Linked DNA regions of Mus musculus: regions 1 and 2 are each linked to region 3. The links are chromatin loops, found by intact Hi-C in ENCODE. Cell type or tissue: heart. All regions are shown on one strand. Each heading gives the region's core, and the rest is flanking DNA. Links, peaks and the distances in the headings are about the cores only.

The links. Hi-C counts contacts between places; a loop is a spot of excess contacts. Peaks named below come from ENCODE experiments on the same cell type or tissue, not always from the same donor. Only the 100,000 strongest peaks of a DNase experiment are listed, where the experiment ranks them.
Region 1: a loop joins it to region 3, with 2.0 times the contacts of the local background. A loop is called at or near these places in 9 of 42 quality-filtered maps.
Region 2: a loop joins it to region 3, with 4 times the contacts of the local background. A loop is called at or near these places in 7 of 42 quality-filtered maps.

What each region holds. Positions count from the first base shown.
Region 1 is chr2:150,849,148-150,854,773 of GRCm38, reverse strand. All of the region lies in intron 2 of Abhd12 (abhydrolase domain containing 12), which reads left to right. Among named protein-coding and RNA genes, the nearest start is that of Gm23598, 32 kb to the left of the region's middle. In heart, for the core only: a CTCF peak has its summit at 3,478 (motif pointing left); no DNase peak of the experiment used is centred there.
Region 2 is chr2:150,746,233-150,751,858 of GRCm38, reverse strand. It overlaps Entpd6 (ectonucleoside triphosphate diphosphohydrolase 6), which reads right to left and starts at 2,778. Exons shown (of 14, transcript NM_172117.5): 1 at 2,626-2,778. In heart, for the core only: CTCF peaks have their summits at 1,504 and 2,907 (motif pointing right); a DNase peak (open chromatin) is centred at 2,828; H3K4me3 peaks cover 1,457 bases; H3K27ac peaks cover 1,214 bases.
Region 3 is chr2:150,901,783-150,907,408 of GRCm38, reverse strand. It overlaps Abhd12 (abhydrolase domain containing 12), which reads left to right and starts at 2,678. Exons shown (of 13, transcript NM_024465.3): 1 at 2,678-3,052. The coding sequence starts at 2,862. In heart, for the core only: a CTCF peak has its summit at 2,358; a DNase peak (open chromatin) is centred at 2,658; H3K4me3 peaks cover 1,906 bases; H3K27ac peaks cover 1,601 bases.

The sequences.
Region 1 (5,626 bases), core at 447-5,446, 53 kb after region 3:
TTTTACAAGAAAACTCTGCTTTAAGGCATTATCCTCCTTTAGATGCAGTTTCTTAGAAAGAAAAAAAAAGGAGTTCTTTCAAAATGAAAAATGTTAACTGAAAAACAGGGAATGGAATAAGTAACAATGAGAATCCCTTGAGAAACGTTGTTAATATTGTAGTTTATTGTCTGTTTTGTATATACCTGTTCATAGGAGCATGCTTCTTGGGTCCTGATATTCCTTCCCACATCTAATTCCATCTTAGTGCTGTTTGAGCGATGCCTGGCATCTGAAGGGGTAGAGTGTGCCTCCACCTGTCCCTTTGCTGTCCTATCTCAAGGGTTAGGAACATGTCTCCTAGCAAAAGGAAAGTCTTGGTTCAGTGGCAGAGACAGGAGAGAAACTCAAACTTTCTTGGAAAATGGTTTAGCTCTATTAAACACTAGCCTCCTTCATTCTTCCCTGAGCAGTCCTTGTTAAACCCCTCATAATGTTCATTCTTACCTCTTTATCTCCCATAGAAGCCTCTGGTTGACCTTATAAAATAATTGGAATTGATAAAACCCAGATAACCTGCCGAGCCCTGTTTGTCGGTACCACCCCTGGGACAAGGCAGTTAGTTCTATTACTCACATAGATGGAATGAGATGTAGCCAGATAGCAGTCACAAGTGCCCATCCCAGCCTAGTAGCTCCATCCAGCCTTTCACCCTTGCAGATACTTTTCCAGATCAGCTTTCATAAAAATGTGGTAAATCAAGTTGTTTTCTATTCATTTGCATATTTATTTACTTTCTCTTTACTGAATGCCTATATGTGGACGATCTGTCTCAAGTCATGCCCCTTGGTGTTTTTGATTGCTGATACATGACAGCATAGCGTAGTTAGAGTAAATGAAAGTCTGGAGAAGCCAGAGACCTGCAGGTATGGTTTCTGACCTGTGTAGCCAAGTCCTGTTTATAAGGAACCTGTGAGAGGTCGTGATAAGAGCTGGACCACATCTATGGAACATGGAGTAATGAACGCTCTATGTGGGGGCCATTTCTGTTGTGATGCCCATGAGCCACATACTCTGCTCCTATTTTAGCTATTGTATAAGTCAGTGCCTCCACTGCCTTATCTGGCATCAATGGGAGGGGAGTCTCTTGGTCCTGTGGAGGCTCGATACCCCAGTGTAGGGGAATGCTAGGGCAGTAAGGCAGGAGTGAATGGGTGGGTGGGGGAACACCCTTATAGAAGCAGGGGTGGGGGTGTGGGATAGGGGTTTTTGGAGGGGAAACCAGGAAAGGGGATATAATTTGAAATGTAAATAAATAAAATAACCAATAAAAAAATCAGGCAGCATCCCATAATAATGGGGACCACAAAGGGTTGATGGCTAAGAGAGATGTAATAACCACGTAGGAGAGGGAGTCAGTCTGATGAGGAAGAGTGAGCTACTGTACTTAAGAAGCTACCTCTCCCTGATGCACTCCTTATCCCAATGTCCTGCCATGTGGGATTTCTGATCACTTAGACCCACATTGGCCAGGTGGTTCCTGTAGCTGTAGTTCTCTGGGGCAGTGTAATCCTGGGGACTAAACATGCCCTCAGTCAAGGTCTGCATAAGTAAGAACACGAAGGCAGGAATACAGGTGAACTGGCAGACCAGCTTCCTGGGATGATCTGGTCGTATAGAACAAAACTTCCCAGTTCCTGAATTTCCTTGGCTTGGAACTTTCTAGATTAGCTGTTAATCCTCAGAGAACCACTTGGCCAGGAGTTCATCCAGAATGCAAGAATCCCAAAGGTGCTTCATGATTCGATATTGGCTTCCTTCTCTGTACAGAGCATCGAGGATGTTAGGATGCTGAGCTGGGCAAAACAACTTTTCCAAACCTTTTCCCCCTGAGGAGGGTGGCTGTGATTCCACCTTCAGAGGCAGGATTGATAATGGGGGTTTCACGTTCCCAGTGGACACCTGACTTGGATTTTTATAATATGTGAGTTTATTTTAAGTGTTTAGAAAGAAAGTCATTGTATTAATTACTTTTCTGTTGCTATGATAAAATGTTGTGACCAAAATTAATTTATGGAAGAAAAAGTTTATTTTAGCATATGGTTCCAGAGGGGTAAGAGTCCATCGTATTGGAGATACATAGAAGCAAGCGGCAGGCATGGCAGCAAAAGCAGGTATCTGAGAGATCACATCTCCAACTGTAAGCACAAAGGAGAAAGAACTGGAAGTATGCTGACACCCAATGATCTAATTTCTCCAGCAAGGCTGTACCACCCCACCCTACCCCACCCTGCCACACCTGTGCTCCAACACCACCACAAACTGGGAACCAAGTCTTCAGATACCTACATGAGCCTACAGTGGACATTTCTCTTTCAAGTCACCATAGTCATATAGAAAAAAGGTTAGTACACAATAATACAACACATGGGTCTAGGTTTCTCAAGAGATGCTAAGGTCAGCAGGTCAGTAAGGTGGCTCAGCAGGTAAAACCACACAAGTCTCATGACCTAAGTTTAATCCCCAGAACCATAGTAGAATGAGAGAACTGACTCCCAAAAGTTATCCTCAGACGTCCACATACATTCCACAAGACGTGCATGAATGCCGTACTCATACACATATAGGGCAATAGTGAAGGATGCTTAAGCGTGTTTACAGTGACTATGTATAATCCTGTGGTAACTTACAACAAGGTTTAAAAAGTAAACAAACTTAAAAGCAAAAAAAAAGCCTAGGTAAAAATCTATGAGCTGGTTTACTTATTCTTTAAAGAATTTACCCTTGTGAATAAAATTGTAAAGTGGCTTTATAAGTGCATTGTTTATTTAGGAATGAGATAGGAGTACTGATATATTTACAGATATCCATGTCCTAAGTAAGCACAGCTCAGTTGCTGTTTTTAACATGCCTGTCTGAGATGGCGCCGGGTAATTCAGGAAGACACAAATCTCTGTAGGCAGTTGTGGCTCTATCAGTTATGTTAAAGTTTACAACATGCACACACACACACACACACACACACACACCAGTTAGCAACAAAGGCAAACTGGATGCCAGTCAAAGGCTTCTCTGCTGCTCTTCCTCCTCAAGTTCTCTCTCTCTCTCTCTCTCTCTCTCTCTCTCTCTCTCTCTCTCTCTCTCACTCTCTCTCTCTCTCTCTCCTTACAACCTATTTTATCCTCGAATGAGGATACAGCTCTCAAGTTTCGAAGTGTGTGGGAAAGTCGTAGAGGGAAGCATGGGCTTGGCATTGACAGCACAGGAAGTAGACTTCTTTCTGGTCAGAGCCTTCATGTCCCATAGTTACCTTAGCTCTCTGATGGGTGGCTGCAACAGGAACAGACCTGGCGTTTCTGTCTTCCTTTCTGTGCTGCCACCGCCCTCAGGTCAGTTCTGTTCAGCCCTCGTGCAGACCTTCTGATCCTCTGTGGAGCTGGTCTCCTGACCCTGCGGATCTTCCAGCAGCTCTAGTACCTAGCATCTACAGCTTGTGCTCCACCTTCAGGCCAGCCAGTAAAGGCCGGCTTCTCCCGTTGTTCAGGGAGTAGCCAGTGCTAGCTCTTGTAAGCTGGAACCCTATTGTTTTCCAGAGCCTTGCTTATATTCTTTGCTTGGTCTCATTTTTATATGCCAGAGGACTCCCAAGTCTCCAGTAACACTAATGTCAGGATAAAATCTGAATGCTTTAGTATGATTGTGTCCATTTCTCTGACAGGTCTACAGGTTGAATGACTTAAAAATGCTCTCATAGTTCTAGTGGCTGAAAGTGTAAGATCTAAGTGTTGGTAGCCTCTGAGGCACCTGGGTAGAGTTCATCCTTTCTTCCTCTTCTCTCATTCCTCCCTTCCTTTTGTACTCCGGATGGAACTCCAGGTCCTTGTGCATAGTGGGCAAGCCCTCCATCATTTCCTGCCTGTTTCATCAGCTGGCAGTGACCCACAGTCTTTGATATGTTTTGACTTGTAGAATCCTCACTCCATCTACTCCAGTCTTCGTGTGGTCTCCCTATTTGGAAGTATGCTAATCATGGTGGGTAGAGGCTACTCTGGTGACCTCATTTAAGATTTGTTACTCTGAAGAGACCTGCTTTTTAAGTGAGGTCAATGGTCTTGAGTTCTAGGATTTTGGGGAGGACATAATTCAGCATGTAACAGAAACTTAAGAGGAGCTTTAAAACTTCAGCTTGCAACTAGAGACAAAAGCTCTGGAGGGTGGGGTACTGGTTATTGTTGTTCCTCCTATAGGGTTGCAGACCCCTTTAGCTCCTTGGGTACTTTCTCTAGCTCCTTCATTGGGGGCCCTGTGATCCATCTAATAGATGACTGTGAGCATCCACTTCTGTATTTGCCAGGCACTGGTATAATCTTGCTGGCATATGCAATAGTGTCTGGGTTTGGTGGCTGTTTAGGGTATGGATCCCTGGTGGGACAGTCTCTGGGTGGTCCTTCTTTCCGTCTCAGCTCCGAACTTTGTCTATGTAACTCCTTCCATGGGTATTTTGTTCCCCATTCTAAGAAGGAATGAAGTATCCACATTTTGGTCTTCCTTGTTGAGTTTCATGTGTTTTGCAAATTGTAGCAGATGATGGCCTAGTTGGCCATCAGTGGGAGGAGAGGCCCTTGGTCTTGTGAAGATCATATGCCCCAGTACAGGGGAACGCCAGGGCCAGGAAGCGGGAGTGGGTGGGTTGGGGAGCAGGGCAGGGGAGGCTATAGGGGACTTTCGGAGAAGAAACTAGGAAAGGGGATAGCATTTGAAATGTAAATGAAAAAATATCTAATTTTAAAAAAAGAAAATGCTCCCCTGATACAGGCAGTGTGACCTTGGCTCAATTCAGCACTGCAGTGCTTATCTGTGGCCAGGAGAGAGAGACCCATTATTGTTCTAACCTAGAAATTAAAAGAAAATAAAATAAAACAATAAAAACAAACAAACAAACAAACAAACAAACCCTTCAGCTTGCTTTTTCAAGGGACTGTGGAGTAGGAATGTGGTGACTGGAATTGCAGTCCTGGGGAGAATTCCTCTCTCATGAAGGCCTGGGGCAGATGCTCAGAGGAGTTTCTGTAAAAGGAGCGTGTGTATCCGTGTCTTCATGAGTCAGATGGCTCATTTATTCAGAAAGTGTTCATTGAGGCCAAGTGGCATTGAAGGACATGAGTTAGATCTAATACATGACGTATAAAGTTAGTTTTGAAACTCACCCTCTTCACCAACAGCAACAACAAAAAAGCTGTCCGTGGATTCCTTCTAGAGCTCATGGTCACCCAGAAGTCAGGACCATGCTGCTCTTTGTCACTCTCCCCATGGTGAGGACAAGTTAATCTGGGGATTTATGCTTTGTTGGTGTATCCATTTAAATTTTTCATTTTCCTATTAAATTTTTCTTCAACAGTTGTTTGCCATGCAGTAAAGCACAGTGTTCTATAAGGAAAGCATTAACTCTCTCTGCGCACTCACACTTGGCCTGTGTCTTTCTGTGTCCCCTCTCCCAGACACATGGTGTGGTTCCCAGTGTTGATGTGCTTTGCTTGTGTTTGCGGTGACAGTGAGGCAGGGTCCTTCTCAGTTACCCCGTCCTGCATGCTTCCCATCCTGAGGTTTCCATGATCTCCCGGTGTTTGGCATACTAACTACATACAGT
Region 2 (5,626 bases), core at 447-5,446, 160 kb after region 3:
GCTGCCCTGCGTGAGGAGAGAACAGTAGTTCTAGGCCGGGGAACTCATCCTGAGCTGGTCTGGGTAAAACAGAAGTGGGATGACACTGTACACAGAGCAGGCCTTCCTTGGTCCCATCTCTGGTCACACTCAAACACTCTTAGGCAAGCAGCCCAGGTTAGATGAATGCTGCCTCTGAGCCCCAGGCCCAGAGCAAGAAAATAAGACAAAACTTTCCCCTGTTCCTGCCACCTGTAGGGCTCAGAACGGTTTTCTTGGCAGATGCCAAGGGGTAAGCCTCCCTTGCCAGGCCCCAGCTCCTGCCGTGCTCTGGATCTCACTTGGTTCCATTGCACTTAAGAGCTACCCAATGCTCTCATGAGCGGCTCTCATCCATCACCTGCTGTGGGTGGCTGGTACTTGCACCTCATACCATACCTTTGATCCTTGCCCAAGCACTCCAAGAGCACAGTGCTTCTTTTTGCCCTGAAAACTCAGCTCCTACACATCCCAGGCCCTTTGCGCACACACTATTGTCCATTCCCAGAATGTTCAGCCATCAACTGGGCCAATTTTGTCCAATTCTGACCCTATCCTAAAACCTCTGCTAAAATCCTACTACCACTGCCTTCCCCAGCCCGAACATCTTCATCATGTGCTCTGAGCGCCCTACACCAACCTGGAAATACAAGACTCTACCTTTATACAACCTGACAACACTTATCAATTTGCATTTACAATCACTGCATTTACATATCAGCAAGCTCTGGATGATATGAACAATCCAAACAGAACATCATATCCAGGGGGTACAGGACCAGAACCAGACAAACTGGTCCACAGGGTGTCCATGTTTCAGAGGCTCAACTCCAAACATCAACTTTCTTCTGTCGGGTTGAAGTGTTTGTCCACAGCTAAGGGGTAGTGCACGAAGGACTACTTTTCTCTAGCTACGTCTCACACCCAGTGGTGGTATACTGATCAGACTCCCAAAAAGCTCACCGAGAACAGCTCAACCTTAGTTTGCACTTTGCCGAACAGCGTTTGCAGAAGCAGCAGCTTGAACTACAGCCAAGTGGAGAATGAGCAGGAAGTGGACCGGAACAGGAAGCAGCACACAGAGGCAAGCAGAGGTGACTTGGGGAGGTCCACCTCCTGTCAGGTAGATGCGGGAGTCAGAGAATGTTAGAGGGCGAGCGAGGAGGGGAGGCTAGATCTCAGAAATAGGCTCCATCTGATTCAAACTGGCAGCTGCCAGATCTTTTCAGGTTTGCATTAAAAGACAGGAACCAAGCTATGTGGGAAATGACTGCTGCACATGCTACACATGTGTCCAAAAATAAAGCATATTAACAAAGCATCATGTATTTCTCCTGGTAGTTGTAGAAAGAAAAAAAAACACATATATCTATATCTATATCTATATCTATATGTATATAGATATAGATATAGATAGATGAACAGTCCGGTGAAGACTGCCTCCTCCTGATTCTTTTGCAGGGTGCTATGCCTGCATGGGCCAGTAGGTTCTTCCAGACCTAAGTACACAGAGAGAGAGCTGTGTAACTCTCAGGTTCGTTCTGTCCATGAGGCTCCAGATGGGACTCAGATACACACCATCTTAGTCTACACTTCTTCCAGGGCAGGAGAAGGGGGGCGGGCAATATTCAGACTTACCTTTATGCTTGCTGCATTATTTTCAAGGACATTGTTAAAACGCTGGTAACAGGGATGGGGAAACCTCCCCTCAACGCTAGGTATTCAGCCCCCTTCATGGCTCTGCAGCACCCCAGGAGAGATCCTGTAATCACATTCCTCTGCCTCTCCCTAGGGAAGCTCCTTCCTCACTGTCTGAGAGTTTCCTATTCTGGCTATGAGCATTCCCTACGCCCCTCACCACACAGGATCTGCAGAGACACAAAAGGACCAGGTATTTTCAGGTGACTGATTTTTTTTTGGGGGGGGGGGGATATACTCTCAGGGTGAAGGGCTGTGTCCACTGTGACCTACTCAGCAATGTTGTCTCAAAACCAATTACTTCCTGATGCTTTTAAAATAAAAATGTGTTCTCACTGACTCCCTGTCCTACATTCTGGGTGTCTACATCTGGACCTTTCTCTCTCCTTTAACCTGAAGCACCTGTGGCCACACACCAACTCAGGTGGAACCACCCTGACCCCTGGTAAGTTCTTCCATGTCACCACCGTTCCCACCTTCCACACAATCAGAACACAGGGTTTCCCCGGTTTCCTGAGCCTCCCAGTTGGGCTATCCAGTGCAGAAGGGGAGGCGCCTGGGCCTGGTTCTGCTGGGGGCGGGTCAGCACAAGCCAGCAGAATGAATGGACGCGGCAGGGCTGTGGGCTACACTCGGGCAGAGACCCCTGCTGCTTGGCCTACAGCATAGCTCACGAGTCCCACGGTGTGTTGTAGACGTGCGAGGGCTACGCAGCAGGGTCGGAAAGACAGCCAGTTGAATGGACCGAGAGCGCAAGTGACCCCGAGGCCTCCCCCCGGAGCTGTCTCCGGGCCCAGGGAGGTATCAGGCATTGGAACTGCACCACGGGGAACCCCGTCCCTCGCGCGCGTGGGGAGACCAACCGTAGTCAGTCCTCCGGGCCAAGCACATTTCGCTGGCCCCGCTTACCCTGCACGGCTCCCTCGGCCCCGCAGGAGAGGTAGTGGCGTAGCCGGAGGCAGACAGCGACCACACACCGCGCGCCCAGCTCTCCAGCGCCGGTCCGCGTCAACAGAGCCTTAACGCGTGGAAGCAAACCCCAGCAGACGCCGAGAAGCTGTCTCCGCCTACGTGCACTTTGCGTCACCGGGTGGGCAGGACGGCGTTGATGCGCGTGTGCCATGGCGTTTGCCAGCCACGCAGGCGCAATAGCCATGTGCTCTTTGGGTGTTTATTTTTCTTTCTGCCAGTAGGGGGCTCTGGAGCTCCTGCTTATCTTGGATCCTTCTAACAAGTCCTGAGGTGTGGGAGGAACAGAGCCTTGTCTTGACTAGAGTAGGAGTTACTTCAATCTCATCCATCACCTCGTCCTTCTGTAGGCTTTCCTCCTGCATCCCTCCACACCCGAGTTGCTTCTTTTACTTTCAAGGGAATTCGTGATAGGATATGCATTCACAATAGAGAATGCGGTGCTATCAAGCGTCCTTTATCCTTGGCCATATTTTCTGATGTCTTCCTAGAAGCCACAAGGTTGTCAGCTCCTAACTGCAGCGAGACTCTGGATGTATGTCCCTAATTCATTTGTCTGAATATCTCCCAAGTTGTCTTTTCCCCACCGAACCAGGACTCCGCTTCTTCCTGCCCACGTGATGGCATCTATACATTGGGGTGCAGGACACTGGTCTTGTTCCTGGAGGACATCCCTGTCTATCGGCTGGGAAAGCCTAAAAGCAAGGATTTCTAATGAAAAGATGGGGTACTCAGGGAGTGAGTGGGTGGATGCTAACCACAGAGTGCGGGGATACTGTGTGAGAGTAGGGTTGGCAATCGCTATTAGTCCCGCGAAACTATTGTAAACAGCATGTGAGCAGCTCATTGGACCTTGCCTTGTCTCACTTTAATAAAACCACCAAGATCTGATTACAACGGAAGTCTATATGGTCTCTTATTTGGCGGATCTTAAAAGCTCTCCCCTCCCCACTTCCCTGGCTGTTTTGTTGTACATAGCACTACAGCATCCCAAGGACTGACTATCTTGCTACTCACTATGGATGTGCTGTGGGAGAGAGTCTTAGTATTGGAATTGGCTATGATAAACTATATGCTCTTTGAATACAACTCCAGAGATACGACTCAATTTTCTCTTCAGTTATTGTACTAATTAACACTCTTACAAATAATGTGTGAAAGCATGGGTTCCCCACGTCTTCAACGGTGGAGTCCTTCCAAACGCTGGGTTCTTTGCTAACTTGTAGTAGAAAAACTGCACCTCACAGTTTTGACTTAATTTTCTAGTGTTTTGAAGTTTGTTCGTGGACCTGTAAGGACCCTGCTTCTGTCTTCTGCCTTCACATCTTTTACCATCTTCTCCACTTTCACAATACTTCTCTCAAATTCTCTAGAATTTTTGTCTTAGTTTTTACAAGTGGTCATACTCACTACTTGGAAAGCTATTCTCTCAGGCATTTCCTTTTGTAGATCTTTTCTCACTTTTAAAATAACATAATGCCACCTTCTCAGACTGTTTCATTTACAGTGGACCTCTCCGAGCTATTCTCTACCATTCTTTGTGTATTTCCTTCACAGTATAAGTCATGCCCAACAGTTTGTTCTCTGTTTTACTACTGAAGTGTAAGCTTCCCAAGAGCAAATGATGTCATCTGCTCTGAGCAATAGTGCTTGCCCAGCACCTGGTATTTGCATATAAGGAGCCTACAACCTGACCCTGCCTATGGTATAGACATTCTAATGGTAGTAAAGAGATCCCATTATGACTGCCATTTCTTTGCAGTTCTCTTTAGTGCTTATGACAGCCAGCACAATCTAGATGGCAAAGGAGATAAAGGCTAACTTTCCCAGAAGCAACTACAGCCAAGTTCTCTGTTGTCTTGGAACAACCTTCGGCAACATCTTGAGCAGGAGGGAGCTTGAGAAAGAGTTCTTATTGAAACAGTGTCTTCTCCAGTGCTTTAGTTCAGAACATTAAGAGTCCTCTTAATAAACGAATAAAATCCAGAGTGGTCTGCTTTTCAAATTCTGAGGTACAAGTAGATGGCAGGTACTGTTGAGACATTTTTTATCCTAGCAGCCTTTCTGGATCTTAATGGAAGAGGGGGATGGCTAGCTATGTGCTTAGGAGGCTGTGGTCCCTGGCTGCTTATCTACAGGATATAAATACATTTGATGTAGATTGTTGAGTCTTACCATGCTGTGTGTTTAGGCAGAGACAAGGTGGTAAGCAGTGGACAGTACATATGCTTCATAGCAGCTCTTAACTGAGTGTAGATAAATATCTCTGTCTGCCCTTCACAGAGTCCACAGCAGGATGAGCCCTCGTTGCCCATAGTAGTGGCTTCTCCCCAGGCTTCCTTCCCTTCTTCCTTAACCATATTTCAGGGGGAGCACGAAGTGAAATAACTTCTTTATACACTCTTTTCTCAAACAGCATGCAGGGAAACCCAAGTTAAGAAAGCATTCAAAATATTTATTGAAGGGCTAAATGGATCATCAGGATGCGCCTGAAGCTTTCCCCCTTTAGAAGGAAGATGCTGAGAAGCATCTGCTCCGAAGCTGGAGGAGATGACACAGATAGAGATGTGCGCAGAGCAAGAATGTAGGCATATGTTCTGACAGCAGCTATGTATGACTGGCCCTGCTTTGTGGACTAAGGAAGTCAATGAGTATGTGACCTATCTTAGCATCCTCAGTGACTAAGAATAGAGAGAGCCATTGTCTTGCATGCTGTCTGCTCAGCTGTGTTTGCATAGTTACATGTGCTGTAAGTCTGTTAAATGAAGCAGGAGCAGGGCCTGGTGCTGCTGGCCTGTCATTTTAGGACACAGTAGGCTGAAGCAGGTAGATAGAGACTTCAGAGCTAGCATGGACGGTTTCATGACAGCCTGTCTCTAAATAGAAATGTCAAAGAAGGGCTGAGGATGTAGCTCAGTCATAGACATTCATTTGCCTAGCA
Region 3 (5,626 bases), core at 223-5,222:
AGGTAGATAGCTAAATAAATAGGGATTTTCTTTTTATGTCAATTAGGGATACTTAGGTACTATAGTGTCTATTAAACTCTCAAAATACTGCTATAGGATTATGATTCACAAACCAGTAGTTTCATCCATGTCTAGTTTCAATTTCAGCTAGGAGGTGAGTCTTTTATTGACCTTTAGACTTCTTTACTTTTAAAATGGGAACAGTAGAATACCCATGCGCAGCCTTGATGATTCTATCTTTCCTTCAGCAAATATTTATGAAGTGTGTACTATGAGCCAAGCATTGGTCCGGATACTGAAGATAATGCAGTAAACAAGGTCCTTTCTTGGAGTCTATCTTGCAGTGTGGAAAACATCAATACAGATAAAGATGTATCAATGTCAAGTATTTTGGTGCTACGCACTAGCCAGGATAAACCCAGAAAGGTGAACGCAGCAAAAATGAGAAGGTCTGAGAGTTCTGAGTAAGTGTTCGGCAAACATAACTCTCATAGGGCAGGGGTGTAACTCTGTAGATAGTAGGCTTTAGGAAGGCAGGGTTTTTCAACAAGAATCAAAGTGTAAAGGTCTTGGGGAGGGGCTGTGTAGCTTTGTGAAGGACCATGAGAGAGGCAGTGATCCTGGGAGAAGTTTGATCCTGAGAAGTGGGGCTGGAGCTCTGTCAGGTAGGCTATTGTAGAGCCTTTTGGATACAAGCTTCCAGTTTTGAGAGAGGTGGGAACCAACCAAAGGGTTTTTAGTGACAGATTCAGTTCTGTGGCAGATGTTAGACAGAAGGAAGCAAAACAAAAGTGAAGGCAAGAGGCCTCTTAGACCTTTAAGGAAATCCAAGTGAGGAATGATGGCTGTTTGTTTGGTCCAAGGTGGGGATTGGTGGAGGAGATAGGAACTGGTTAGAGGCTGGATTTTTGATACAGGGCTGATGTAAAACTTGATGACGGGTGTGGTGTCATAAAAAAAGAAAAAAAAAAGGAAAAATCAAGGATGAAACCAGAGTCTTGACTCCAAGAAAGCCAAGGATGGAGTTCCCATTCATTTCTTGGGAGGGAAAGGGGATGAGCTAGGAGGGTTGAGTGCCTATTAGACGTCAACAAGAAGTAGAACATTTGATAAAGAGCCTTAGATCTAGAAAGGGTATGACCCAGAGATACAATGGGAGCGTACCCAGTGTGGAAGCATATTTAAACATTAGGAGACCAAGAGATAAGGATCATATTGACAAAATCTAGCTCTACACCCTCTCTGTCTCCTCCCTCCAGTTCTTCCCCTCCTCCTCTTCTTCCTCCTCCCCCCCCCCTCCTCTGTATAATGGAACCCCAATCCTCAGGTATACTGAGGAAATGCTATCACTGAGCTATATTCAGCTCTTTTTATTTGTGTTATTTTGAGACAGAAGCCGCTAAATTGCCTGGGTTGGCCTCCAATCTGCAACCCTCCTGATGTCAGCTTCTGTAATAACTTCAGGCATGTCCTACCAGGGCTATTTGTTCTTTTGTTTTTCTATAAAGATTTTATGACTGATAGGTCAAAACTATCTTTAAGCATTTAATTTCCTTTTTGAATATTCAAATCTATAGTACTATTTTGTTGATGTTTTAAAGACTGTAGATATTCATACAGTATGAACATAGGTTATAATATAGCAAAAATGGTAAAGAAATTCTTGAATTGCAAGTTGTAACTATCATTACAAAGGCAACAACATAATCCATTACATTTCTAAGTTCCTATTAAATCTTTATCAGTTGCCAATATTTTTCAAACTGATTACATGCATGTTGAAATTACAAAAGTAACTCATTAGTAAAATGCATGCTATATCAAACAAAACAAAAACTATTAAAAGCTACAACGTGTCCTTTCATTTTTTTTCAGGTGGATTGAATTATTAAATTTGGATGTCAGAGTGCAAATTCCTCTTTGAAACGGATTTCCTTGCCTTCTTACCAGTCCTAATCGTTCTTATGAAGATCCAAACTTTAATAGAAGACTTCAAAGCATACGCAGGCAGTTCATTTTCTTACATTCAGCGAAAGAAAAAGTGAATATATGGGAGGCAGAGGCAGGCGGATTTCTCAGTTCGAGGCCAGCCTGGTCTACAAAGTAAGTTCCAGGACAGCCAGGGCTACACAGAGAAACCCTGACTCGAAAAGACAAAAAAAAAAAAAAAAAAGTAAATATAAACTTGTTTAAACAATACATTAGCTACTGGAGTCTCTCTCTCTCTGTAAAGCTTTTTTGTTGAGTATATCAAATCTAGAGAACATCTGGGGCTCTAGCTTTTTAGGGGCGCCAAATGCCCTAAAGAGGGAGTAGAGAGAGCCTATTTTGCCCAGCAAACGGAGCTAGTGCCCTCAAGGACTCCCTAGCACCCTCCCCATTCGGACCACTTAGATCTTAGATAGGGCCTGCCTCAGTTCGTAGGCAGAGGGCACCTGAGTTGCACCTAAAGCAACCCAGCAGGAGAATCCAAACTGGCCCTAATCCGTTTCGTAAACGCACTAAGACCCTTCAGACTAGCCCTGCCCTGAAAATGACCCGCAGTTTCAGCTTATTCCGCCCTTCTCCAAGATGGCTGTGGCTGGCGCTGGGGATGCTGGGCGCGCTGCTTGTGAAGCGGAGCTGCCGGGGGCGTGTCTGGGGCGGGGCTTCCTGGACTCGTGCGCTGATTGGCCGCGGTGGCCGACCGGCCTCCGGCGCTGGTCCATAGCGGGCGCCGCGGCCTGGGGCTGGGATGTGACCCGCAGTGGGCTCCCGGCTCCGGGTGGTGACGGCTGTGAGCGGCGGCGACTGCAGCGAGGTCGGCGCAGGCGGGCGGGCGAAACCAGGGCGCCGAGAGCTGCTGCCGACAGGGCCGCGGGATGAGGAAGCGGACCGAGCCCGTCACCTTGGAGCATGAGCGCTGCGCCGCCTCAGGCTCGTCCTCCTCCGGCTCGGCCGCCGCGGCGCTGGACGCCGACTGCAGCTTGAAGCAGAACCTGCGTCTGGCGGGCAAGGGGACGGCAGAGCCGCACAGCGCATCCGACGCGGGCATGAAGCGGGCGCTGGGCAGGTGAGATGCGGTGCAGACACGCGCGGGCCCCTCACCTGGAGGGCAGGTAGTCCCAGGCTCCCACCTTCAGAGATCTGCTGCGGGAGCATCACACGGTTCCATCCTCCCGGCGTCCTCTTCGACCCTTCTAAAGACTACCTCCCCTCGTCTGGCCCGCAGGGACCGTCCAACCCCATTCTTTCCTCCAAACATCTGCCTCTGGAGCTCTCCTTCAACCCCCATCTCACCCTCCCACCCCCTCCACGAGCTGCTCACTAACCCACCCAGCACCCTGGCTGGCATCCTTATCAGGTTAGCCTGCAGAGATACTTAGTGGTTGAGTCCATAGTAATCAGGGGCCCAGTATTCCTGACTGGCTCTGGAAAGAGTCTCCCGAGGAGTTTGAAAGGCTGCCCTTAAGAAGAGGACCACGCAGGGTGAACGGCAAGACCAAAGACCCTGCAAGTGCTCTTAGCCAGTTCACCTGCTTTGCCTTGACCGTATATGGAGCTCAGTAGCAACTCTCCTGTCTGGTCCTTCCCTTCGCTAGCTAATCGCAGGTCAGAGCTGCATTCACCGACCCCCTTTCAAGGGTTAAGCCGTTTTCAGAATCCAAAGGAAAGGATGGATGGATGCATCCATTCTCAGCTGTTGGAGAGAACTGGTGGTTGTCTATGCAGGTAGTTAGTTACAAAGCACTTGAAATCTGCACAGGAATTGGTCATTGAAAATTACTCTGTAAGGTCCTGGAATCTTCTGGGATTGGTCGGTGAGTTAGACTTGCATCCTTCTTTTAGGATGGAGAAGAGGCAGTTATGTAAAGCTGATCTCAAAATTGAGTAGCCTGTTTTATATAGGAATAGGTTTCTTTCCCTCTATCTGGTTTCTTAATTTGATAGTTTGTAGACTATTATCTCTGTTGGCAGTTTTGAAGCCTTGATAGTGTATGACCAGAAATATTAGTTTGCAATGTTCCTAAGTCAGGAGTTGTAGCAGTCATTTCTTTTTGCATCAATTGATCGTTTGTTGTATATGTTAAACATTTACCCAAGAAAGAAAATCAGAGCTTGAAGCTCTGTGCTTAAAAGATCATGAACTTCAACTACCGAGATCTTTAAGTCAGTGATTCTCCATCTTGCAGAAAGACCAGAACTGGCTGTTTGTAGGTAAAATTTACTACCAGAGCGTGGGTGAGATTGCTGATCTGGGGAAGGCTCCTGCCATCAGGCCTAATGACCTGAGATCTATCCTTCTTGTGACTTAATGGTGAAAGGAGAGAACTGTCTCCCATAAGTTGGCTTTTGACCTCCATGCAGACCACCTCACATACATGCACACAAAATAAATGGATAGCATGTAATTAAAAATGAACTAGCAGGTGATCAATCTTTTGAAAGACTTATGTACTCTTTACTTTGTCTTAAGAAAAGTTTACCTTCTTTAAAATCCCTTGATAATTCGATTGCACTTTTATTCATATGCTTTGCATATAGCTTAGATAACTTAGAAATTCTTTCGTTGAAAAAAAATCAAATTGCTATGTACAGCCATGTTTGGGAGGCCAGCAGGAATACTGCTCTGACACCTTCCTTGCATTAAAAGGACCTGATTGATATTGTAGTACAAAGAGAATCATTCAGATGGTGCCCACATCCTCTGAATGAACAGAGGCTTTGGGGGAATAAAGCATAATGAAGGAAGGCCAGATCGGACCGGACCATTACTCCATAGTTGTTTTCCCCTGTTGCCTTGGCCAGGCTTTCTGGCGCTTCACTCAGGCCAGCCCAGCGCAGCCCTGTTTACCGTCTTACTTACCTGACTTTGTAACGCATGAATACTTGTTGAGTTGTTTTACCTGTCTCCTCCCCAACAAGAATGGAAATGCAATGAGAGTAGGTTGCTCTCTCCACCTCTGCATTCCCAGGGCATGCCAAGAGATAGCAAACAAACAAACAAGCAAACAAATAAAATTTAAAAAGCCCGTTGAGTAAGTGAGTATCTACGGAATAAATTCCTAGAAGTGGAGTTGCTGGCCGGAGGGTGTGTTGATAACTAGCAGGTAAAGCCAAAGTCCGCACTGAAGAATTAGTACTGATCGTGACCTCTGTCAGTGTAGGTTGCCTGCTCCTAAGACATTTGGACCTTGCTTATTTCTTTTAACTCTTCTTTTTGGATACTTGTAGCGACATGCAAGTGGATAAAATCTTCTGATGGCCCTCTATCTGTCACACACTTTTAAGCTGTCACTGTTTAGCATCTAGAATCATTCCTCTTCTCGCCATTTTTTCCCCTCAGGGTGGGAACTAGACTATTTTTGAGCAGATTTTATTTATAAGTACTTTAGAATTACTTGAATGAAAAGAAGTGATTTGAAACAATGTAATAGTGGGGTATCATATATCAGCTATGTATAACATCCAGTCTGCACAGCCATTTCCTAAAATCTCAGAAATGCCTTACTGATTACTTTATCTTAAAATTCTGTTTTTCTTTTTCTTTGTTCCCTATGTACTTCCTTTAGAAAAATTCTATACACTCTTTTTATTTATTTATGATTTTGTGTATGTATGATTTGTGTGTGGAATTACTTGTGTA